Regions from separate parts of the Mus musculus genome. Here region 2 is linked to region 1. The links are chromatin loops, found by intact Hi-C in ENCODE. Cell type or tissue: left cerebral cortex. All regions are shown on one strand. Links, peaks and the distances in the headings refer to the core of each region. The heading gives the core; the rest is flanking DNA. Region 1 has its middle 79 kb from the start of Plppr4. Region 2 holds the start of Plppr4 (phospholipid phosphatase related 4).

Region 1 (12,914 bases), core at 1,773-9,772:
CAAGTGATGGTGTGTGTGTGTGTGTGTGTGTGTGTGTGTGTGTGTGTACACGATCTCACACATAGGCTTTCACAGAGTTAAGATAAGATACTGGGATTACAGCAAAGGTCTCTGGGGAGAGAAGAACGGACTGGCACACTCACCACAAATGGATTTCCATCCATTAACTGTGTTGATGTGATATACTAAGCACCCTCCTCGGCCAGTGGAAGCTCTGTCTTGGTTGAGTAGACTTTAAAACACATATGCGTTGTGCTGCGTAGGTACAAAAGTTACAATATTAAACTGGGACTTGGCACAGGATACTTGATTGGATCTCCAGCTGTGGTCCATAGTAGCCATGACATTTCTAAGAAGTATTTCATCCCTGGTTATCACATATATTTTAGTCATTGAATGATAGGGATGAAACAAAGTAAAACAAAATATCTTTGGTCTTTAAACTGCCATATAGATAATAAATGGTTTTATTATCTATGGAAAGTGTCGAATTTTCAATGGAGATTCTTTCTGAGGTGGTGGATGTATATATATTATACACACAAACAAACACACACACACACACACACACACACACACACACACACACACACACTGGAAAATGGTTCTAATGCTTTGTCTTAATTCAACTTCCAAAAGCCACACTTCCAGACACCAAGGGTCCCTGCCCTCAGTTGGTTTTGATTGGTAATAAAGAATTACTGTACAGCCAATGGCTGGGCAGGGAAATGGAGGAAGTCAAGGGACAGAGGGAGAAGAAGAGGAGAATTGCCATGACTCAGAGGGAGAGGGGTCAGATTCAAGAGCTGCAGGAGAGAAGTCATCTAGCAATGTAGGTGGAAAGGGAAAGCAGCCCTATGTCAGGTGGTGGTGGTGCTGCCCAGAAGGTAACAGGGCAGCAAAGATAAAATATACATTTAGAAGGTTTTAAGCCAGGAAGTCTGGAGGGGGGGGGGGTGTTAGCCAAGGGGAGGTTTAGAAGTGCCCAACTATCGAGCTAGTCAAGGCATATCAAAATTAGCTGGTGTGTGTGAGTGTGTGTGTGTGTGTGTGTGTGTGTGTGTGTGTGTGTGTCTCATTTTATAATCCAGAGCTCTTGGGAGAGTAAAATGGTGCTGTGAGCCAAAGCCTATTAACTAATTTACTGCTACACACACACACACACACACACACACACACACCCCTTCAGACCCTTCAGTAAGTTGTCTTCTGTATCAGTCCTTACATTTGATCACCATCACAGTTTGTCTTAGAGTGTTACCACATTCCCATTTACCTCAGCCTATGAACAGCAAGCAAGCAACTGTCCTAGTCTTTGGGAACCCACCCATGCTTGTAAAATTAGAATCCTCTCCAAGAATTTTCCAACCAAATTAAGACATTTTAAAACAGCATTTAATCTTTATTTGATGCTAGAAATAAAAATTCAAAACCAAGCCCATATTTGCTTTTTAATCCAGGAGAGGTAGCCTAGTCCTGCAGAGACACTATGTGCTAGGGTGGGTTGGTACCCAGGGAGGCCTCAACCTCCTCCGAGGAGAAGGGTATTGGGGGATGGGGACAGGGACTGTGTGAGTGGGGTCTGTGATCAGTATATGGAGTAGATAAATAGATAAATTGATGGGAAAAAAGAGAGAACAAATGTGGCAAAGAAAGGAGGACAAGGCCCACGGACAGAATGTGAGGGACTAAGAAGAGAGAAGAGCTAAGGGAACGATGAAAACATGCAAGTGATTGGGGCCTTCCCCCGTGTCCTCATGGCTTCCCCCGCCCCCACTTAGGCAGCAGTTCAGTTTGAGATAAGCCAAGGCACTTAGGATGAATGTCCGTCCTTTAGTTTTAGTCATTTGCTTCCCCACCTGCTTTCCAGGTCTTGGTATGTCCATCTGTCTGTCCTTAAGTTGTGCCTGTGGGACTGCCAGGTGTTCTCTTTACACTTTCAGAAGTTGTCTCCGTTCCTCAGGTACAGTCTCACGTTTTCTTCTGGGAGTTACTGCTGCCCAGATCTGTGCTAGCACAGGGGTTCTCTTGGGAAGCAGAGTGTTCAGGGGCCACTTCCACTCAGCATTGTCGCCAGGTCTATTGGTGCTGCTGGGATGCACTGGGCAAATGCAAGAAGTGGATTTGGGTGTCCTGTTATGAGCAGGAGAATAATACTCTCTCTCATTTTCTTTTTAACATTTTTTAAAATTAGAAAACAGTTTTTTTTTTCTAGTGAAGTGTCTACTTAACCTTGCTTTTTTTGAAAAAAACATTTTAAAACTTTTTTTCTTTTTCTTTTTTTTTTTTTTTAATTTTTGCCTTCTGCTAAAATTGAAGCACAGTTTTTACCAGAGACAATACCTAGCAACACGAGTTATACTATGAACCTACCCCTCGAAGCTCCTTTGTGATCATATGTATGGGTTTTTCTGGGAAATACCACAGTCTTTTAGATACCTGGACCATGCAGGGAAATGTTTGCCAAGTTAATCAGATTTATTATGTATACATAATCCTAGGCTAGTCTGAGAACAAACTCTATTATTAAACCTCTCAAATATTTGATTCCTGGGTGAGAGTGATAATGTTTCCCAATGTTATTTACTTTTATTTTTAAATTATGTGTATATGTGTGTATGTATATGTGCATGTGAGCTCAGGTGCCCTGCAGGAGAAGGCATTAAGGATTAAGTATCCTTGGAGCTGGAATTACGTGCGATTATGATCTGTCCAATATGGGTGCTGAGAACCAAACGAATCCTTCATAATAGTGGTACAGGCTATAGCCACTGAGCAATCTCTTCACCTCTTTAAAATTAATTTTGTATTGTCATCACCCATAGAAGCTTAGAAAATAGAAATTCGGTGACCTTAGCACCTAAGCAAACACTTTCTAGATTTTCTGCCAAAGCATAAAACTAAACAAAATAAAACAAACAACAAACAAACAAAACCCCCAAAAAGCTTTGCCTACATACTTGAAAGAAATATTGGTAAACCAAAATACTCAAAATCTATGAAAAGACTTCTAAAATTCAAAAGTAGAGAAATAAAAATGGTTTTAAATAGACAATAGACAATAGAAAATATCTTGACACTCACCAAAGGTGTTAGAGATAAGAAATTAGCACATTTGAAACAAATGCAAATACTCAGAAGTCGGGGAGACAGCTCAGTAGTAAGAACTCTTGATAACAAACAAAGGGCCTGCATCCGCAGGACACACACAAAAGCCATAGTTGGTCAAGAACCATAGTGGGCAAAGTCAACCTCCCATGTTCTGCCTCTCTGCTTAATGAGAAAGCATAATTATGTACTCCCAGGCAGGGTGAAACCAAGCACATTTTTGCCCTTTTAATGAAATGGCATGCTATTACAACCTTTTAGAAAGTCTTTTAGATACCTGGACCCTCTTCCCTCTTGATACCATCCTTTGAAATGTTTATAGTCCTAGTTCAATTAAGTCTTCATGTTCAGGATTTCATGAAATAACACAAAATTGAATCCATTCACATGTGCATATGATGTGCACATGTGTTCAACGCTTGTATTCACGTATGTGGAGGCCAGTGGACAATTGTGATTTTCATTCCTCAGGCACTCCCTGAATTAATTTCTTTTTAAAGGAACCACTGGCATGGTTGTCAGGGAACTTCTGCTGGCTGTTGAATGAGCCCCAGCGATAGACTCATCTGACTCTCCCTCCCCAGGGCTGAGATTACGAACAACCACTACAGGCTCTTTGTAATGTGGGTTCTGGGGTATCTATTCTGCAGATCCTCACATCTGCAAAGCAAACATCGTCTGCACTGAGCCACTACCCTAGCCTGGTGGGATGGCTATTTTTGGTTGTCAACATGACAACATCTGGAATTAACTAAACCCCCAGTGGCTGGGCACATCTCTGAGGGGTTTTGACTGGGAAGATCTACTTCACCTCTGGGTCTTTGAAATGTGAAGATCCACCTTTAGTCCGGGCCACACCTTCTGCAATCAGCATGTGTAAAGAACGTGGAAGAAGGACGCTTGCTTGCCCTCTTTACCTGCTCGCTCTCACTGGCATTAGAGCCTACTTCCTGTCTACTGGAGTCTCTGTTCTGCTAGAGAACCCAGACTAATGCACCCTATTAATGAATTAAAGAAGCAACACAATTGGTCTCCACTCACCATTTCAATTATTTTAATGTATCCTGTATCCTAATATACAGAAAACCTCTTCCTCTTCTTCCTCCTCCTCGTCCTCTTTCTCCTCCACTTCTGCTTCTGCCCTGTTTCTGCTTTTTCTGTTTCTTCTCCTCCTCTTTCTCCTCCTTCTCTTTCTCCTACTCATCCTTTTCCTCTTCCTCCTCCTCTTCTTCCTCCTCTTCCTCCCCCTCTTCCTTCTTCCTCCCTCCTCCCTCCCCCCCCTCTTTCTTTCTTCTCACCTTGGATATTTTGAAGTCCTAAAAAAATTTAAACACTCCCTGCAGGAGAGAGGTAAGCTGGGTCCTACAACCTTCCTCAAATGGCAAGTGAACAATCTCAGTACTGTTTTTCCAAAGAGGAAAAGGATCTCTCAGGCTGCAGACTAGGGTATCACAGGACCCCTAGGAAGTCACTACATGTTCTGGACCATCTGCTCAAAATCTAATTGCTAATGGATGAACAGCTTTTGTTTTCTTTTGACCCACAAATACAGCAAGTCTTAAGAGGGGACCAAGCTAGGATTTTTGAGACTGTCCGGGACAAAGCAAAAGAGAATAGCAATAACTCCAGTACATAGGGGCACATATATCTTTTCATTTACATGGAAATTATGTGAAACCTTTTCAAATCCGTGCTTCTCCATCCATCAATAACTTAGCTTCAGTAATCAGAATCAAATTTTAATTTCTTTTAAAAAATGAATAACAGTCACGATTCATATATATATATATATATATATATTCTCTCCAAAATACATTTATATGTATTCTCTCCAAAAAAGATGATGCTGTCTCTTTAATTGTGCTTGGAGCCGAAAAGGTTGTCATGGAGATGGGAATCTGTGCTAGGCTGCTCCACTTCCCTGGCCTTGTTCTGAGCCTGAAGTGGAAGGTTCTATTGTTAGGGTGGGATTCAACATCTGCTAATCGAACCTGTTTTTAATTTTTAAACACATTCTTGTTCCTGTTGGTATCTATTCTCTCATGAAAACAATGCAGATGCTGAACCGACGATAATAAAAAGGATTTAGATTGACATGCCTTCTGTTTGTGATTGCTGCAGACCACACAAAGATGGTGTCCTGCAGATACACGGTTACCCACCATAGTTTGGAGACGTCTGCCACCTCGTGGTAGCAGTCGGAAATGCTGAATAACACTGAATCGTAGAAATTAGGAAGTAGAAAAACACCGACCACCCCAGTAAATACACTCTTCCCTTTTGTCAGCTGTAGCACAGTTCTGATTTTCCAATAATAATTGTTAGTTTTGGAAAACAGTGTTTTTCTATTTGTTGATTTCATTTAATATTTGCAATTTTTGACAATAACACTATTTATGTCTGTATTTTTTGTTTTAACAGCAAACACATCTATAGTGATGCTGATTTTAGTGTCTGATGCTCCTTTTTCCTTCATCCTTTCCATTTGGTTGAGATATATACTGCTATCCTTTTCTGACTCAGTTTTTGCCTTACTGTTTGTTTAGTGTCTAGTTGCTTGTATCGTTTTTTTCTAGTTTCTTTGCATTTCATTTGAAGTTCTTAAGTTTCTTCATAAGTCCCCTTACACCTGCATATTATTCTGTATGTTTTCATCTGGACATGACTTTACATGCTTTATGTATTTTGGTATGATCTTTATCATTTATTTCCAAGCATTGAAAAATTGTTATCAAAGATACCTTTTCTAGTGGGGATATTATTTTTAAACACATAGAAAATACTAAAGTTTCTTCTCACTTGTTGTTACCTATTTATTTTTCATTAATTCTTTCTGCAGAGAATAGGCCTGTGAGCAGTGTTTACTCCTTGGAGTGTTTCTTCACACCGTTACCTGGATGCTCAGATCCCATGTCAGCCAAACGCTTGCCAGTTCTTTTCTTCCTGTGCTCCTCTATGCAGAATACCTTGCCCTCTCGTATTCTCACAACATTTTGGACTTTTAAAAGTGACAATCCTGATTCCATTATATTCTAAGCATGTGTGTGTTTGTGGTGTGTGTGTGTTGTTGTTGTTGTGTGTCTGTGGTGTGTGTGTCTGTTTGTGGTGTGTGTGTGTGTGTATGTGTGTATGGTGTGTGCGGTGTGTGTGTGGTGTGTGTGGTGTGTGTGTGTAGTGTGTGCTGTGTGTGTGTGTGGTGTGTGGTGTGTGTGTGTGTGTGGTGTGTGTGTGTGTGGTGTGTGGTGTGTGTGGTGTGTATGGTGTGGTGTGGTGTGGTGTGTGTGTGTGTGTGTGTGTGTGTGTGTGTGTGTATACTTCCTTCCCTCAGAGTAATGCTATTACTCTTATCCTCTGTTGTATTTTTTTTAAGACGACTAATTCTCTGCCTTCCACCTTTGAGCCACCTCTTGAACACTCAGCTGTGATTTCTCTTTTTCTTGTTTTTCCTCAGCAGGATGTGACTCCTGCTGCAGGCTTTTTGGACAGGTAGCTTCTTCTGCTTTGAATATTACTCTTTTCTTCCTGTCCTACCTCCTAGCTCATCACTTGGGTTTCAGTTCGGCTGTCTCCTGAGGGAGATTTTCACCTAGTGGACAAAGTGATGTGTGTTCACTTTGGAACACTCCCATTCCCATGTACATCTTGTTTTCTGATTGTCAATTACTTGGGTGATTACTCTGTTCATGTCTGTCTTGTCTAGTAGTAAGGGAAGGCTTTAGTGACCGAGCACAATCAGCTGCTAACAGAACCCTTTCTCCCCTCCCCCTCCCGAGCACAATCAGCTGATAACAGAACCCTTTCTCCCCTCCCCCTCCCGAGCACAATCAGCTGATAACAGAACCCTTTCTCCCCTCCCCCTCTTTTCTTCTAGTCCCCTCCTTCCTCACCTCTCCATTATCTCCAGAAGATTTGTGTAAGCTTCTGGTGTGGTTTTTCACATTTTACCTTTATCCACAAAACATATAAAGTGCTGTAAGCAAGGGCAAAGAGAGCACAACTAGCAGGGTGCAGGGCAGGGTGGTACACCCCTTTAATGCCAGGGCACTAGAGGCAGAGGCAGGCTGACCTCTGTGAATTTGAGGCCAGTTCAGTGTAAGTAGTGAGTTTCAGGACAACCAGGACTATGTAGAGACACCTTGTCTCAAAAATAGGATAGGATAGGATAGGATAGGATAGGATAGGATAGGATAGGACAGGACAGGACAGGACAGGACAGGACAGGACAGGACAGGACAGGACAGGACAGAACAGAACAGAACAGAATAGAAAAGAAAAGAAAAACAGAAAAAAGTTAAACAACAACAACAACAAGCAAAGGAACAACAACAAGAACAAGAAGCATGGGCTTTGAAGCCATGGCGTTTCTTAAGTTCTGAGCTTGTGCTGATAGAGCTCTTAAGAACTGTGGTCTCCATACATGTAAGATGAGTAACAAAGCTGCTGCATGATGCAGTTACAGAAATTAGTGTATTCTCACTACTGCTTTTTTTTTTCCAAATCATCTTTGTTTACCATTGGCAAGCATCTGCTATGTGATGTGGTTATGCACATAAATAAGACACGGAGCTGGCTCTCAAGTAGACTTGTGTCTGAGTTCAAAACAGAGATGCATGATCAAATTAGAGGTTTGGGTAGTCCACAGGCACAGAAAGCAGTAAGAACTGGATCTTGTTTTGCTGGAAGAGGATGAAGGATAAAGAGGCGGCATGTTTGTATTCTTGTTCCATACCCTAACACACTTCCCAGGCTACAGCTTGTCTCTTCTCAGTCAACAAATGTGATTTGGGGCTTGTCTTTTAATCTCTCTGTGCCTCAGTAGTAGCAGTGGTAGCCAAAGTTTACAAATCACTTAATACATCACAGACTTTCTTCTCACTGCTTTTACTTGGCTTAGTTCTCTTACTCCTTACAACAATCACAGTTCAAGAAGAGGAGCTAAGGATGGCTAAAAGAGACAGCAACAGTGACTATGTTGTCTGATGGTGCCGAAATAATAAAAACATCCGACCTGGAACTCAAACCCTGACAATCGAGCTCCACAGTCATGTCCTTCAGCAGACCTGAGTTTAGCACGTTCACAACGACAGCAATGACAATAGCTGTATGGCTACCATCTCACACATGACATCATCTGCTATAAAGGATGCTTCTGTAAACTTGGCTGTTAACATTATCAACCAACTGCAGTTATTGAAAATATCTGCTTACTTGATTTTTGAAATCTAATTAGTGCTCTGGGGAATATTTCAAATTCTTGTCTCTCTGGTTTTCACCAAGAGATGTAGGCAGATCACTAGCAGCAGGCAGAGCTTTGGTCTGGTATGAGCCCTCTTGTGGAAAAACGTAAGAATTCAGGGCAGCGGCTTTACCTGACTAAGGATTGTGGGAGAGAATCTTTTCAATTTCAATGCAAAGAAATCTGGCTACTAATAATCTGGCATCATCTACAGTTTCACTGAACACAGAAAACATTTCATCGATGACTTGGAATATAAAATTAGACAGGTAAAATGCTCAGTGCTACAAACATTAAAAAGCAAGACCACCAGGCAACGGAAATATATTTATAAGCTGCAGCCAAGCAGTTTGCATGCCTCCAAAGATAACCTAAATCAAGCAATTACATTACAAGGAAATTTCAGAGGTAAAAATGCTGGTTACCTAAAGAAAACAATTCAACATTAGCATTTTGTATGACATAACAATAATAGGCTTTACATTGCATCATTTATTTGTGTTTTTTAAAAAGGCAAGTTTGATTAAGGGATTAACCTTGGACAACGAACCCTCAAAAAACACCTCAAATGTGCTGAAATGTTGAGAGGCTCTTAAATTAATTAAAAGTAGGAACTGATTAAATATTAGCATCTGGATGAATCATTTATTGGGAGATCCTATTGTGAGAGTTTAATGCATGTCTTGTATTGGTGAATGATTCCCCTGGTGACAGATATTTACTTCTTTGCCTCTAACACTGTCTGGTTTGGTGTTGCAGAAATGTACATAGTAGGACTTTTTCTCTACTTTCCTTTATAAAAATAGTGCTGCTATTTACTCTCACAGTGAGGTACACCTGCATTTTCTGTCTCTTTCTTTTGAATCAGAAATGCACTTAGCCACGTGGTTTCTTCTTATTCTTTGCCCATTCCCAATATGAAAAGGGTATGTATGAATAATAATAGTTCCTATGTGAAAATACCCATCAAAAGCTCCTTCAATTACGAGCTTCCTATTTAAGAAATTTCCAAGCCGCATCAGTTGAACTTGGAAGAGCTTAGCATATTAGCTTCTAATCAAGATGGCAGTCTGCAGAAGAAGAAATCAGAGAAACTAAGGTGCTCCTGAGCCTAGAACAGAGATAGAACCCAGATGTGCCCAGGTCATTGATGATTTCCCAGCCATATCCATTGACTCAGATGGTGCCATGGTAGAGGAGTCACCCAAGCAGGGTGCTGCCCAGTTTGAAATGGGATTTGAGGAGGCTTGGTGGGTATGAGTTGAGTTTCCTTCCTGCTTCCAGGAACCTTCCCAATGTTTCCTACTTTGTAGTAACTCTGAAATAGTTTACAGAAGAATTCTGGAGCTAACATCAATTTGACTTACACTTTGCTTACACAGGCAAGTCTCTGACTAGAAAGAGATAGAAGTTCCCTACAGTGGCCTTGTTGACCATCATCTTGATTACTGTCAATCTTGTTATCCTTTACTTCAGTCCCTTTTGGAGTGTTCATATAGTCTCTCTCTCTCTCTCTCTCTCTCTCTCTCTCTCTCTCTCTCTCTCCCTCCCTCCCTCCCTTTCTCTCTCTGTCTCTTTGTCTCTCTCTCTCTGTCTCTCTCTCTGTCTCTCTATCTCTTTCTTTCTTTCTTTCTTCCTTTCTTTCTTTCTTTCTTTCTTTCTTTCTTTCTTTCTTTCTTTCTTTCTTTCTTTCTTTCTACAGCACTTTTGGTTGGGCCCATGCTTCTTCCAGATGCAAGCCAAATAATGAAGAAGTTGGATAATAAAAAAAAATAAACAATTAAAGTCCAACAGAAAAGTGTTAATTAATCACCTGGACATTAATTAGCTGCAACTCCTGGAGTGTCTAAAAGTTCTCTTCTCACAGAATCTGATTCATCTGTTCACTTGCTGGACATAGTTTAATTTTTGTGTGTGTGTGAGAATTAGCTACCAAAATCTGCAGCAGAATTCCATGCTGGTTAAGAGCTGTTCCAGAGAACTAATGGATCAATTCAAGATAGAGTGTTCCAAAGCAGCACAAACAAGAGGGCCAAACATGATTTTTAGGTTTGTCTCAGCCACATACATTATTTCATTCAGAAGCTTACTGTAAGTAATATGGGGGAGAACATTTTTCATGGGATGAGTGTAGAGGCACAATCTGAGTCTTCCTTTTTATTTAAAATTTTTATTGGCTATTTTATTTATTTACATTTCAAATGTTATCCCCTTTCCTGCTAACCGCCCTATCCCATCTTCCCTCTCCCTCTTCTATGAGGTTGATCCCCCACCAACCCACCCACTCCCACTTCCTGGCCCTGGCATTCCCCTACACTGGGGCATCAAGTCTTTACAAGGCCAAGGGCCTCTTCTCCCTTTGGTGTCCGACAAAGCCATCCTCTGCTACATATGAGGCTGGAGCCATGGGTCCCTCCATGTGTACTCTTTGCTTTTAGTCACTGGGAGCTCTGGGGGATGGAGAGGTGTCTGGTTGGTTGATATTGGTGTTCTTCTTATGGTTTGCAAACCCCTTCAGCTCCTTCAGTCCTTTCAATCTTTTCCATTGAGAACCATGTGCTCAATCTATGGTTGGATGCGAGCATCTGCCTCTGTATTTGTCAGGCTCTGGCAGAACCTCTCAGGAGACAGCTATTATTAGGTTCCTGTCAGCAAGCACTTATTGGCACCCACAAAGTGTTTGGGTTTGGTGTCTGTATATGGGATGGATCCTCAGGTAGGGCAGTCTCTGGATAGCCTTTCCTTCTGTCTCTGCTCCACAGTTTGTCTCCATATTTCCTCCCTTGAGAATTTTATTTCCTTTTCTAAGAAGGACAGTTTGGTCTTCCTTCTTGAGCTTCATGTGGTCTCTGAATTTTATCTTGGGTATTCTGAGCTTTTGGGCTAATATCCGTTAATCAGTGAGTGCATATCATATGTGGGGTTTTTTTTTTTGATTAGTTTACCTCACTCAGAATAATATTTTCTAGTTCCATCCATTTGCCTAAGAATTTCATGAACTATTTGTTCTTAATAGCTGAGTAGTACTCCATTGTGTAAATATACCACATTTTCTGTATCCATTCCTCTGTTGAAGGACATCTGGGTTCATCTTATGACTATTAAAATAAGGTTGCTATGAACATAGTGGAGCATGTGTCCTTGTTATATGTTGTAGCATCTTTTGGGTATATGCCTAAGAGTGGTATAGCTGGGTCCTCAGGTAGTACTATTTCCAACTTTCTGATGAACTGCCAGACTGATTTTCAGAGTAGTTGCACCATCTTATAATCCCACCAATAGTGGAGGAGTGTTCCTCGTTCTCCACACCCTCACCAGCATTTGCTATCTCCTGAGGTTTTGATCTTAGCTATTCTGACTGGTGTGAGGTGGAATCTCAGGGTTGTTTTGATTTACATTTCTGTGATGACTAAGGATGTTGAACATTTCTTTAGGTACTTCTCAGCCATTAGATATTCCTCAGTTGAGAATGCTTTGTTTAGCTCTGTACCCCATTTTTAATAGGGTTATTTGGTTCTCTGGAGTCTAACTTCTTGAGTTCTTTGTATATATTGGACATTAGCCCTCTATCATGTGTAGGGCTAGTAAAGATCTTTTTCCAATCTGGTGGCTACCGTTTTCTCCTATTGATAGTGTCTTTTGCCTCACAGAAGCTTTGCAATCTTATAAGGTCCCATTTCTCGATTGTTGATCTTAGAGCATAAGCTATTGGTGTTCTACCCTGGAAAATTTCCCCTGTACCCATGTGCTCGAGGCTCTTCCCCAGTTTCTCATCTATTAGTTGCAGTGTATCTCGTTTCATTCCTGACTTCAAGATGCATCATAGAACAATAGTGATAAAAACTGCATGGTATTAGTACAGAGACAGGCAGGTAGATTAATGGAACAGAATTGAATATCCAGAAATGAACCCACACAGCTATGGTCTCTTGATTTTTGACAAAGGAGCTAAAACCATCCAGTGGGGAAAAGACAGCATTTTCAACAAGGGTTGCTGGTTCAACTAGTGGTCAGCATGTAGAAGAATGCAAATCGATCCATTCTTATTGCCTTGTACAAAGCTCAAGTCCAAGTGGATCAAGGATCTCCACATAAAACCAGATAAAAATCTGAGTCTTATCCTAGGCCCTTTTACTTCTTTAGGTCTGATAGAACTAAAATGAATTTAGAGTCATGTTCCAGAGAAGAAAAAACCCCTGAATATTCAACCACTCAATACAAAGAAAATGGAGGTCCAGTAAAGGTTAGATAACTTGCTCATAGTTCTGTATGGGAGCACTTGTGTTGCTGAGAAAATCCCCATGATTTCCCACGTCCTTCTTCAGTACTCTAGTTCACAAAATATGACTTCCTGGCAGGGCTTGCTCATGCACGTAGCCCCATAGAGACATAATTCAGTATCATCTTAAATGCAATAACTCTGAAATTTGCTTCTAAATTTTATTTCATTTCTCCGTATTGGCAGGAACTTTTGCTCTAGCCTGTCATTTTCTTCTAAGAATTTCATTTCTCGTACTGCTTTAAGTAGGATTTCTTTTAAAGAAGCCTTGTACGTGATAGTGTTATTGCT
Region 2 (12,914 bases), core at 1-8,000, 80 kb before region 1:
GCTCCCAGCTGCAGTCACCAAAACAGGAGAGACAGGTATCACTTGGAGAAGGCTTTGCAAACTAAAATTCAAGCACATATTAGCCTACTTTTGGTTTAATATAATACTACATTGGATGTCTTCTTGTTTAAGGGTCTGGTCTATCCATAGGCGGTCTTTCTTTTCTCATGTTGAAAAGTGGAAAACTGAATTATCCAATTAATCAATAAAGTAGGGTGCTATTCTAGAAGCCATCTTGCTTTGCAATTTACCACAGGATGTTACTGCCAACCATGAACATTTTTATCAGCAAAACAGAAGACAAAAGAAAACAACAATAACAATGATGACGATGACGATGACGATGACAACAACATCCTTCCCATTAACTTACTGTCAAGCATGATTGTGAACCAGGACAGGTTTGCTTGAACTTAGAAGCTAACCAGTGTGACTTGTGCTCACAGGATTATAGAGGTGCTTTGCCAGAGTAAGTGGGCTGGATCATCTCTGTTCCTTGACTAACCTGGGGACACTAGCTGCTGGCTGGTGAGAGAGTGTGGCGTGTGCACACTGTCTGCTAAGTGTTTGTGCTGAGCGTCTTCCAGCTGAGGACAGCTGAGCTGAGGATGCAGGTCTCTCCCACCTCTGAGAATGTGCTCACACCTTACCGTAGCTTCCTGCTTTGTTGTTGCTGGTTTGTCTGCTTGTTTTCTTTATGAGTCGGGGTCTAAGATATGTTGCTAAGGCTGGCTTCAAACTCCTTGGCCCAAGGGATCACCTCAGCCCATCCTCCGAGGTGCCATCTTCTTGCTCTTAACAGAGAAGAAGCAGAAGGAGTAACTGCCTGTGTGTGTATTCTCTCTGTAAGTGGCATGTACCAGTCTGTGATGCTGAACATGAAGTTTGATTTGGTACCCACTCTGTCTCAAATTTTGCTTTATAAGCTTGGCTATGTTATTTAATTTCTATCTATTTCTTTTTAAAAATCTAGACAACAATGTCCTCTTTTATTGAAAATGACATTTATTTATTTATTCATTGTGTTTGTATGTATGCATGCATGCATGCATGTATGTATATATGTGTGTGCATATGTATGAATGTATGCATTTATGTATATATGCATGTATGTATGTTGTACATTTTGATACAGAGGTAAAAGGGCAACATGTGGGAGTGAGTCTATCCTCTCCTTCTAACCCTCCTACCATGTTGGTGGCAGGTACTGAAGTTAGGTCACTGGGCTTGAGCCACCCCACCGACTCAATGGCTTTTTTTTTTTTTAACTGAAGACTGAGCTAAAAGGTGCATGCTCTTCTAACGGCTTTACAAAGAAAACTCATATTCCCTATACAAAGCCAAGAGCACTCCACTGTCTTTAACCATGACCAATATTACAGACTGTATCCAGGGACCCTGTGAAACTCAAGCATCTTCTAGAAACTTGGGAGGTGACCGCTTCTGGGGAACAGTGTGAGTGAAGAAGTAGAATTTGTTCAACCTGGAAGGGGAAAGAGTCCACCTCAGGTCAAGGGCAATTGTACAAGAGGAAATGAAAGAACACAATGTAGTCATCTTACAGACATGATGCCTGAACCACTGAATGTACTCTGTAGCTAAGCAATAGGCATCTTATTTTCTATCATAGATGAATATATGTATATTCATATTGAGGCTACATGATTTTTATCACATAAAAGGAAATAGACAGCTAGAGAGCTAATGTGGTCAAAATTATGCACAACACGGCACAGGTGATGTTTGAACCAGGTCAATCTATCTTTAAGGTTCATTGTGTTCCCAATCAATCAAATGTTGCTAGACATTGCAGTTGACAGAACTGTATCTAGGTTTATTTTATCCCTCTCTGGTCCATGTGAAATTTTACCAGTTAAGTTCCTTTGTGTAATGGAAAAAAGAAAGCATCTTCAATAAATGATGCCGGTCTAACTGGCAGTCAGTATGTAGAAAAATGAAAAATGACTCATATTTGTCATCTTGCACAAAGTTCAAGTCCATATGGATCAAAGACCTCAACATAAAACCAGGTACACTGAATCTAATAGAAAAGAAAGTGGGAAAGAACCTCAAACTCATGGGCATGGGGGTGGGGTGGGGATTTCCTAAACAGAACTTCAATGGCTCAGGCTCTAAGATCAAGAATTTATAAATGGTACTGAATGAAACTGAAAAGCTTCTGTAAGGCAAAGGACATAGTCAATAGGACAAATCGTCAACCTACAGATTGGGAAACCATATTCTGATAGAGGGCTAATATCCAAAATATATAAAGAACTCAAGAAGCAAAGAACAATCTAAAATGGCCCACACCTTAAAGAAAGACAAGACCTGAAGACTTTTCTCCCCTGAATACTGGCCGTCTCACTGTCTTTATGTTACTTCAGTTATACTCTCTATGCTGATATGTGATGGAAGGAGATTTACTTGAATTTTGTCAATCTATCTTAATCCCCGAGTCATGGGGAACTATGTCCCAAAGTCAAGGGACATTCCTCTAGTGCTTTTAAATTGACATGTTAATTCAAGTTCTGTTTATTCATCTTGCAAAAGAGACTCATCCTGCAGATTCCTCCCACTAGCTTCAAAATGAGTCATTTCTAAGGAGCTGGGTAGTGCTTGCTGCCAACTCCTAAATAGCTGGAAGAATGATGCCTTCTTCCCTCTTCTACAATCTCTTTAGAGGTTCATCGTGCATTCAAGTTTCAGGGAGACAATTTGCCATCCAATTTTGGAGGTCTCTATTAGAAGTCTATTACCACCCCCAAATACAGTGTTATAGATACTCATTTTAATCTCACGAGGCAGGCACAGTGGCCCATGCCTCTCATCCCAGCATGTGCAAAGTACAGTCAGGAGGGTCAGGGATTTAAGGCCAGTCTTGCTACTAGTTAAGTTGAAGCCAGCTTGGGCTCCCTTGGCATCCTATTTCAAAACACAACCAAAAATCAAAATAAGAAAATGCAAACAAAATCTTATAATAAACTCAATGATTTATTTCAAGTCATCTTTCTGTAACTTCTCTGGCTTAATGAATTCATAGAAGGTGTCAGAGTGGGTCAATGTGAAAATAATGATTTCCATTCCTGGAAAATGTATAACATTTGTAAGATTTTTTTTCTCCTAGAGACACAATTCCAATGAATTATAAAACATCTTTACTTTTAAGATCCTAAGTTAAAGGGTATGTAGTCCATGAAAAGTTTCTCAAGAGTCAGTAGCATTCTTTAAGAGAATGATTGAATTTTTTGGTTTGTAGCCTCATTCATTGAGATTACAAACATATACAGCTGTGTTCTGGTGTAGTCAGCTTCCAGCTGACCTCGGATGAGTATCTCTTAGGGACAGACCCCCAAAATCATTAATTTCTCTCCAATAAACATAAAAGATTTAGATATGATTAAAAGTGCTTTAGCAAAAAAAAAAAAAAAAAAAAAAAAGAAAAAAAAGAAAAAAAAAAAACACTACTAAATGGATCAGCAGTGCTACAAGTGGTTTAGCCACTGATGTAGAAGCAGGCAGCTCAGAGTCCCATTCCTTGATTCTGTTCACTGAGCCTTCTGGGCACACATAGCCATAGCCTCAAGATTCCTTGTAAAAAAGGATAATAGATGAAACAATGATTTTAAGCAAACAGGGTCTCTCTCTCTCTTCCCCTCCCCCCCACATCTGCTTCTTTTCTATAGGTCTGAGATGAAGGGAAAGGTTGACAGGTCATTTCTCTGAAACTTATGCAGGTCATATACACCTCTCTTAAAACTTAAATCTTTCAAAAAATATATGGCACATAAAAGAAACTCTGAGATATACAGCAATATCAAAGGAGAGCCTTGACAGAAGATGTCTTCTCCAAGTTTCAACATAGTAGCTCTTCCCCAATCCAGATCAACCTCTCAGTCACCAAACACAGAGTCTGCTGTCTGTGCTTGGAAGTGAGCACCTCCATGTTTGGCTAAAAAGACAAGGAAGGAAGGCTATGTATAATGCAGCAACCGTTTCAGAATTCCCTATTCAACCTGAGATGTAATTACACAAACCACAGTTTTACCCTTGGAACTGTTAGATCTTCTTCCTAAATGTATCCTTGCTTCACCTGTAATTTAAGAAACCCCTTGCTTAAAAATGTCTTCCAAATGCAATGAATCACAGTACATGGAATCCTGTACCTGTCAATCTTTACACCCCTCCCATAAACTGTTCCTCCCTCAAATGCTGCATTAGGTAAGCCAGAGGTTCATTATGAGTGCAACTCCATATTAATTGCTTAACCGAAATATTGCTCAGGTCAGAATAAAAGCACAGATACACACACACACACACACACACACACACACACACACACACACACAAAGTGAACTCAGATGATGTCATACATTTGAAATATATATTCACTCGTTTATGCATATATCTACACTGAGCTATATATATATGTACATGGATATATGTATGTGTCTGTGCACACACCCACACACACCATGGCTAAAGGCCAGTCGATTGTTGACTGACATCTAGAAATGACCCAATTTTAGAAGCAGATGAAGTACCATAGCAACTGTAGTAGGAGACGGGTTTAGGGGGGTTAATAGAAGCCACCGATAATCCTAATACCACATAAACATTTCTGGTCCTACAGTCTAGGCAAAACTGTATGCTTTTGAATTCCCACCAAAAGCTCACAGAGTTCTAGAAATAGTCAGCAAATTGAAAAACACAAATTTCAAAATACAGGCATCATGGCCCCTCTGGGGCACTGATATATGCTGTGCACAACTGGCGCTACAGGGCCAAAAACTAGACCAGTACTCTCACAGGTATCCCTTCCTGGAAGGCCACCCAGCAAGCCGCCCCTAGTGATAACCAGGCGGTGCTGGCAGGTGTCCACAGGCAGACTCAGGGGAGCTCTGGAGAAAAACCTGTGGGAGGAAAGGGAAAGGGTCGAGCATTTAGGAAAGGCAGTGGCTCAAGCCCTTGGTGCTCCGGTGTGGTCACCAATCCCGCCCAGGACCCGAATTAGCTCCGGAGCTGTCCGGAAAGATCTGCATTATGCCAGGGCGCTGGGCCAACTCACCTCAACGAAATAAAAACAGGGCAGGAGGGTGACGCTGTCCTTGATCACTTTGCCCTTTGGCCTCTCCTTCGCCGACATCCCGGCCGCCTGCCGGGCTCCAAGTCCTCCCCCGGGCGAGGTGTGCACCGTGCGGCCACCGAGGCGAGCTGCCTGCTCCAGCCGCAAGCGCCCGGCGCCGCTGATGTCACATTCCCCGCGGGCACCGCTGGAACCAGCGCGCTGCATGCAGCGCCCCCGCCTTTTCCCCGCCCCTCTTTGCAGTAACCCCGCGGATCCCCGAGCCCGAGCCCGCAGGTCTTCTTCAGCCTGGCTTTAGTCCGTGTTTTGCGGGCAAGGGATAGCAGCTCCCTCTCCAAGCTGTTGCTGAGATGGCTTCCCCTCCCTGCCACTCTCCCTGGGCTCTCTCTCCACCGCCCAAGCCGTGAGGCTCCTCTGCTGGCTGGTTGAGCTTGACGTCAAAAATAGGGAAGAGTGGGGGGAAGCACTCCTGGTTTCTGTAGAAGCAAGGCTGAGGAGCCAAGTCACCTGGTCTCACAAGGTCCCCTACCTGGGGTTCCTCTTGCCTTCCTAGAAAACAGAAGCCTGTTTTCTAATGGTAGCACCGTTATCCGCCCTATCCATAGCAAAAGAGACCTCCTACCTGTGCAAAATTAAAACTCGGACTTCATAAGGACAAGTAGGCCACAGAAGGAATTCACTGGGAGCTGGCTGCTACCCAAGCGTGACAGCCCTGCCTGCTGATCTCTAGGGAGGTAACTCCCAGGGAAGCACCTAGAAAAAGCTCCAATCAGCTGGGGAACAGAGTGAAAATTTCCTGCATCTGAAGAGAAAGGGTAAATGGGGCATCATCGCTGGCCCCAAAGCTCAGGAAATATTCTAACCACATTCTTATTCCCTAGTGCACTGTGGGAATCACAGCCGTAACTATGGAAGCATGACTCCAAACACTGGAGTCTAAGCCCAAGCCCTGGTTGTCAGGGTCCGTGGTTGCTCTCACATTTATGATTCTTTTCGCAAACCATCAGTGTCAAGTGCTACAGCAGAAGCACTCAAGGGACACAAAGCAACACATGGGGATATCACCCACTTCTGTCCCTATCTGTTCTAGGTCATTTCTTGCTCTTCCAAAGTTTCCCTGTCAATCACACGACTTTGAATCCCCAGCCTACTTTTCAGCTGGCTTTTTCCATTGCTGCTCCAGTGGGGTTTTGGCAAGCTAGATGCCATATTCATAACATTCACATTTTACTACCCATGCGGCATCTTGCCTCTACTCCTTCTGCCAAGATTAGGTTTCAGAGTCCTGCAGTGCAATTGCTCATGTACCATACTATTCAGTGAAACTCTACCCCAGGTAAATAAGATGTTTATCTGAACAGCTAAATACAGTAGAATAAAACCACAACACGTGACCTTGGGACCATGGCTTAAGTCCCCCCACCTTCCAAACCTAGTGTGTCCTTCTTAGCTGGTCTTGGTTCCATACATATCTTCTCCTAACTTCTCAAAAGCCACACAACCATCTAGCTTTATCTTACTCAGAGAATAGAAGCTATAGAAAAAGACTATATTATCCCATATTATTATTCAAAACAGAGTACTCACCCTCCCTCCCCCCCCCCCCCCACCGCGGGTCACTACCATGTCTTGTTTTGATTGGCAGGAAAAAAAAAAGAGTCCTTACAAATTTTAAGCCATGCCTTACCCCTCACACAGTAGCCCAAAGGTACTTCTGAAAAGCAATTACTGATTTCATTTCTCTGGTTAACCCTTCTAGAAGCTTCCCACTATGTGTAACCCTCACCCCCACCCCCACCTCTTTATTTTACCTGGAATCCTGATGGACATTCTACCTGATGAACTGCACTAGTTTTTCTGATTCTGATGGTGAGGGGACCCAAAACCTTTGTACTTACTATGTCTCTCTGTTGATGAACGCAGTTCTATCAACATTGCACAGTTAATCACTAACATACTTCATGACTCTGCTCAAAATTTAGAAACTCTGTCAAATTTTTCTTGACATACTAAGTAATGGTCACAAATCAAATCTTCAGTTCCCTCCTCTACCTCCTCTGCCTCCTTCTTCTTTTCTTCTTCCTCTTTCCTCCCCCTCCCCTTTCTCCTTCCTTATCCCCCTACTTCTCCTTCTCCTCCTCTCCCTCTTCCCCACTTCCTTTCCCCCTCCTCCCTTCCTCCTCTTCTCCCTCTCTCCTCTTCCTCCTCCTCCCATTTTAAAGGTTTATCCTTTTACTTATATGAGTGCTTTGTCTGTATATATGCTACATACCACACAATGTTATTGGACCCTATATAGATAGTTGTAAGCTACCATGTGATTGCTGAGAAACTGAACTTAGGCTCTCTAGAAGAGCAGAGCAGGCAATGCTTTGAACTGCTTAGCCATCTCTCCAGCCTCTTCTTTTTTCTTTTACAGTATGTTATTTCATTTTTAGAATGCATCATTATTTTAATAGTTTACCAAATATTTCACCCATCTGAAGTTTTTATTTTCAGATAAGGAAACTGAATTGATGAGTTGAGTTAAAGTGTCCTTTCCCACTATTCATGGAGAGCCAATCTCCTCCCATCACTTCCTGCTGTCTGGAACTACCATGCTTCCAAAGCTATATGATGAGTTCTGATGAAGACATTCTCTTTTTGAAAAGGGAATATGTCCTCACATAGTCTGTTCAAGTGCTTCAAGTACTGCTGAATGAAAATTAAATAAACTTGATAAATCGAAGAGAGATAACTACCACACAAACACTCCCAGGAGAATACTTGGCTATGGGCACCCGAAACCAACTTAGAAACAACTTTCTTCTTTGATAGCTGAGAAAGCTGACAGATTGAATAATGATGTCAAGTGTATTTTGGGGCATTTTTTTCCAGGTTATTGGTGCTGTGAAATATTCTGTCTTGAAATGTCAGACAGCTGCTTTTTCAGTGGGTGCCCTTTTTCAATGGAACAAGATTTCCATTGAAAACATCCACACTCTGGGAAGCATATTAAACTGCTTCTTCACTGCAGTTAGCATCCATGTCCTTTCTTGTCCCAGATGTGAATTGTTTACATGGTGACAATGGGTAGAGCGTAGTTCTTAGTTTAAGAATACCTCTTGGTGGCCTCAACGTTGTAGGTGGTTTGTAAAATCTTTTTTTTTTCTACTAAGTTCTATATAGCTGGCCCTAAATTTGTGCTAGTTTGCAGTGAAGTGTTGAGAAACATGGGCACAGATATTGACTATCTTTTTCTTCATTGCTACATTATGCAAAATTTCCCATGTACCTTACAGGAGAGCACTGAAAAGAAGCTAATTAAAGTATTAAATGGCCACATCTGTCAGTCTAAACACTCCATCATTCTTAATTTTTGTCTCTCATACTTAGTCTCTAAATCTTTTGACTTTCCAATAAATGTTGGTCCTTTTCTATTATTTTTGCTATAAACATGAATTGAAACATAGTTTCTGAAAAAATGACAGACAGAACCAGCTGGCATACCAACATGGATCTGGGAAAGTTTTTGAGACTCCACCCCTAGATAAAATGTTACAGTAGATCAATGGCTGCTGAGAGAGGGTAAGATATATATATATATATATATATATATATATATATATATATATATATATGTATGTATGTATTACATATATACATATATGTGTATATATGCTATATATTATATGTATTGTATATATGCCATATATTATATATGTACTACAACATAAGTTATGAGTGAAAGTACTGAGTATATGTATGTTTGTATGTGTAACAAGAATAAAGAGAGTATGTGTTTGAAAGAGACTGGGGACACAGGAAGAGTTGGAGAAGAGGAAGAGGAAAATAGATGTAAATTTATTTCTCATGTATGAAACGAACAAAAAAATACATTAAAATAAAAGTTGTTGGGAATTTTCACCTGAAGTCCAGCTCCAAATTCTTGCAACCTATTTTTGAAGTTCCGCCACTAGATTCCCCTGTCTCAGGCACCTATTGGTGCCTCTCTCTGTATGTGTGTCCCCACTTCAATAAGTTTTTTAAGCCCTGTATGCGCTATGATTATTTTGCTTTTATGAATCCCCATGTGTCATTCTCTCAGAAGTGAACTCAGATGCTATGCATATGAATTCTGTCCACTCTCTGCAGGATCTTGTTGTGCCCTGAGTCCACAGGAAACCTAGACGGACCCAAGAATGATTTCAAAGTCCACTGTAACTTGAAAAAGAGTCTTTTATTATTACAAGTTGGAACTCAAATCACCTGCCTCGCACTCACTGTGTGAATGCTGGCAGTTGACCTTGAGTCCAGAAAACACCGGACAGTATAGTTAGGAATCCCGTGAATGTTCACAGAAAAGGGGAGTAGAGGGCTGTAATCATTTGGTGGAATGGTACTGAAGTGGGAAAGGGGCGTTAATGGGTGTCTGTTCAGGGACTAATTTTATGGCAGTCATAACTGTCTGTGACCTGACCTCTGATCTCCCTTGAGCTTGTTATTTCTCTAAGGTCTCAAGGAGAGGCACCTGAAGAGTACTTCTGCTTTTCAGGAGGAGGATTGGCTTTTGGAAACACAAAGGTGGGGAGGATGTCTAGTGCTGTCTCCTCAAAATGTCCTCATTATGGGTAGTGTTATGGGTAGTGCCATTCTAACACTAGGGGAGGGAGAGGATGAAGGCTTGCTCCCTGCAGGAGGATGAAGCACAGAAACCAGTTTTCTGCATATTGTGCTTGCCTCAGGCTGGAGGGAGGACAGGAGCTTTAATGGGGGAAGGGGATGCAGAGGCAAACTGTCTATGCACAACACCAAAGTCTCTCTAGTATTAGTAATTGGGGGGGGTTACAACACTCTCAGTGACCTCTCTCTCCAAACACCATTCCCCTCCTCAATTGTACAATCTAGAACTTTTTTTTTTTTTTTAATTTTTCGAGACAGGGTTTCTCTGTATAGCCCTGGCTGTCCTGAAACTCACTTTGTAGACCAGACTGGCCTCGAACTCAGAAATCCGCCTGCCTCTGCCTCCCAAGTGCTGGGATCAAAGGTGTGCGCCACCACCGCCCGGCTAGAACTTCATTATGAACAATTTTGTTTTAGCATATATATTCTGATACTTCTAATTAAAAAAAATTATTAGAAAAAATATCAATGGTATTTTTCTTCTACCCAACTCTTCTTTTTCATTCCTTCTCTCACGATTTTTATTTGTCACTGTCTTAGTCAGGATTTCTATTCCTGCACAACATTATGACTAAGAAGCAAGTTGGGGAGGAAAGGGTTTATTCAGCTTACACTTCGCACACTGCTGTTGATCACCAAAGGAAGTCAGGCCTGGAACTCACAGAGGCCAGGAAGCAGGAGCTGATGCAGAGGCCATGGAGGGATGGATGTTGTTTACTGGCTTGCTTCCTCTGGCCTGCTCTGCTTGCTTTCTTATAGAACCCAAGACTACCACCCCAGGGATGGTACCACCCACAAGGAGCCTTTCCCCCTTGATCACTAATTGAGAAAATGCCTTACATTTGGATCTCATGGAGGCATTTCCTTGACTGAAGCTCCTTTCTCTGTGATAACTCCAGCTGTGTCAAGTTGACACAAAACTAGCCAATACAGTCACCATCTCCATGATGTTGTAAGTGCTACTTATTTAATTTATTTCAATAATTTCCTTTTATGATAAATCTTGTATCTTTGCACCAGGAAATTTTTCTTAAGGTCTAGTAATGATTGGGCTGCTCCTTAGTGCAAATGTTTAAGAAGGGGTTGAGGATAAAACCCAGTGGGTAAACTGCTCAATGTTTAAGTCTGAGGAGTTGAGTTCAGATCTTCAGAACCAACAAAGAAGCTAAGCGTGGCAGCACACATTTGTAATCCCAGCCCTGGGAACGCAGAAATAAGCAGATTCCCAGTAGCTCAATGGCCATCCAGTGTAACTAGCCAATCAGTGAGTTGCAGGTTCACTGACAAGATCCTGTTTCAAAAAGTAGGATGAAAAGTGACAAAGTACTGTACTTATTATTGACCATTGGCCCCCACATACATGTGTATAGACAGTATGCATACCTTCATTCACATGGCATCCTGTCACATTACAAACAATCTGTAAGTTAGAAACAAAGAAAATGGGGCTAGAGAGATGGCTCAGTGCTTAAGAGCAGTGATTGCTCTTCTAGAGAGCTTGAGTTCAATTCTCAGAAACCACATGGTGACTCACAACCATCTGTAATGGGATCTGATGCCCTCTTGTGTTGTGTCTGAAGACAGCTACAAATCAAACTAAACCAACCAACCAACCAACCAACCAACCAACCAACCAAACCAGAAACAAACAAAACAATACAAAGAATCGATGAAACCAAGAGCTGGTTCTTTGAGGAAATCAAATCAACAAGATAGATAAACCCTTAGCCAAGCAAACCAAGAGACAGTATTCAAATAGACAAAATCAGAAATGAAAAGGGAGACGTAACAACTGACACAGGAAATTCAAAGAATCTTTAGGTCTCATTTCAAAAGACTGTACTCCACAAAATTGGAAAATCTTAATGAAATGGATAATTTTCTAGACAGATACCACTTACCAGAGTTAAATCAAGATCAGGTAAACTATTAAACAGTCTTATAACCCCTAAAGAAATAGAAGCAGTCATTAAAATCTCCCAACACAAAAAAGCCCAGGGCCAGATGATTTTAGTGCTGAATTCTATCAGACTGTCTAAACTATTCTGCAAAATAGAAACAGAAGGAATACTGCCAAACTCATTTTATGCAGCCACAGTCACCCTGATACCTAAACCACACACAGATTCAACAAAAAAGAGAATTTCAGACCATTTTCCCTTACCAATATTGATGCAAAAATAGTCAATAAAATGCTTGCAAACCAAATCCAGGAACATATCAAAGACATCATCCATCATGATCAAGTAGTCTTCATCCCAGGCATGCAAGGATGGTTTTCTATATGATAATCTATCAATGTAACCCTTCATATATGCAAACTGAAAAAAAATCACACAATCACCTCATTGAATGCTGAAAAAGCCTTTGACATTAAAGGTAGTACAGAAATCAGGGGTATAGGGCATATACCCTATAAACATAATTAAAGCAACATACAGCAAGCCAATAACCAGCATCAAACTAAATGGAGAGAAATTAAAACTATTTCCATTAAAATCAGTGACAAGACAAGGCTGCCCACTCTCTTTCTATTTATTCAATATAGTATTTGAAGTTCTAGCCAGAGTAATAAGACAACTAAAGAAGACCAAGGGGATACAAATTGGAAAGGAAGAAGTCAAAGTATTGCCATTTGCAGATGAAATTACAGTATACATAAGCGATCTCCTAAAATTCTACCAGGGAACTCGTACAGCTGATATACACCTTCAGCAACATGGCTGGATACAAAATTAACTCAAAGAAATCAATGTATACAAATAAAAGATCCTTTATACAAATGATAAAAGGGCTAGAAAAGAGATTAGTGAAATGACATCCTTTACAATAGCTATGAATAATAACATATCTTGGTGTAACTCTAACCAAGCAAGTAAAAGATCTGCATGACTAGAATTTCAAGTCCTTGAAGAACAAAATTGATGAAGCTATCCAAAGATGGAAAGATCCCCCATGCTCATGAATAGGTAGGATTAACATAGTGAAAATGACCGTGTTAGCAAAAGCAATCAACAGATTCAATGCAATACCCATCAAAACCCCCTCCCCCCCCAAATTATAAGACCTTGAAAGAGCAATTCTCAACTTCATATAGTAAAACAAAATAAAACAAAAACAAAAACAAAACCAAGGACAGTTAAAACGATCCTGAATAATAAAAGTA

What was found. A loop is a pair of places that touch in the nucleus more often than their neighbours do. Peaks named below come from ENCODE experiments on the same cell type or tissue, not always from the same donor. Only the 100,000 strongest peaks of a DNase experiment are listed, where the experiment ranks them.
Region 2: a loop joins it to region 1, with 2.2 times the contacts of the local background. A loop is called at or near these places in 2 of 42 quality-filtered maps.

Annotation. Positions count from the first base shown.
Region 1 is chr3:117,433,653-117,446,566 of GRCm38, forward strand. No RefSeq gene overlaps it. Among named protein-coding and RNA genes, the nearest start is that of Plppr4, 79 kb to the left of the region's middle. In left cerebral cortex, for the core only: CTCF peaks have their summits at 5,298 (motif pointing left) and 8,458 (motif pointing left); DNase peaks (open chromatin) are centred at 5,256 and 8,440.
Region 2 is chr3:117,354,956-117,367,869 of GRCm38, forward strand. It overlaps Plppr4 (phospholipid phosphatase related 4), which reads right to left and starts at 5,921. Exons shown (of 7, transcript NM_177664.5): 1 at 5,069-5,921. The coding sequence starts at 5,293. In left cerebral cortex, for the core only: no CTCF peak of the experiment used is centred there; DNase peaks (open chromatin) are centred at 2,613, 3,992, 4,171, 4,451 and 3 more places; H3K4me3 peaks cover 3,649 bases; H3K27ac peaks cover 3,393 bases.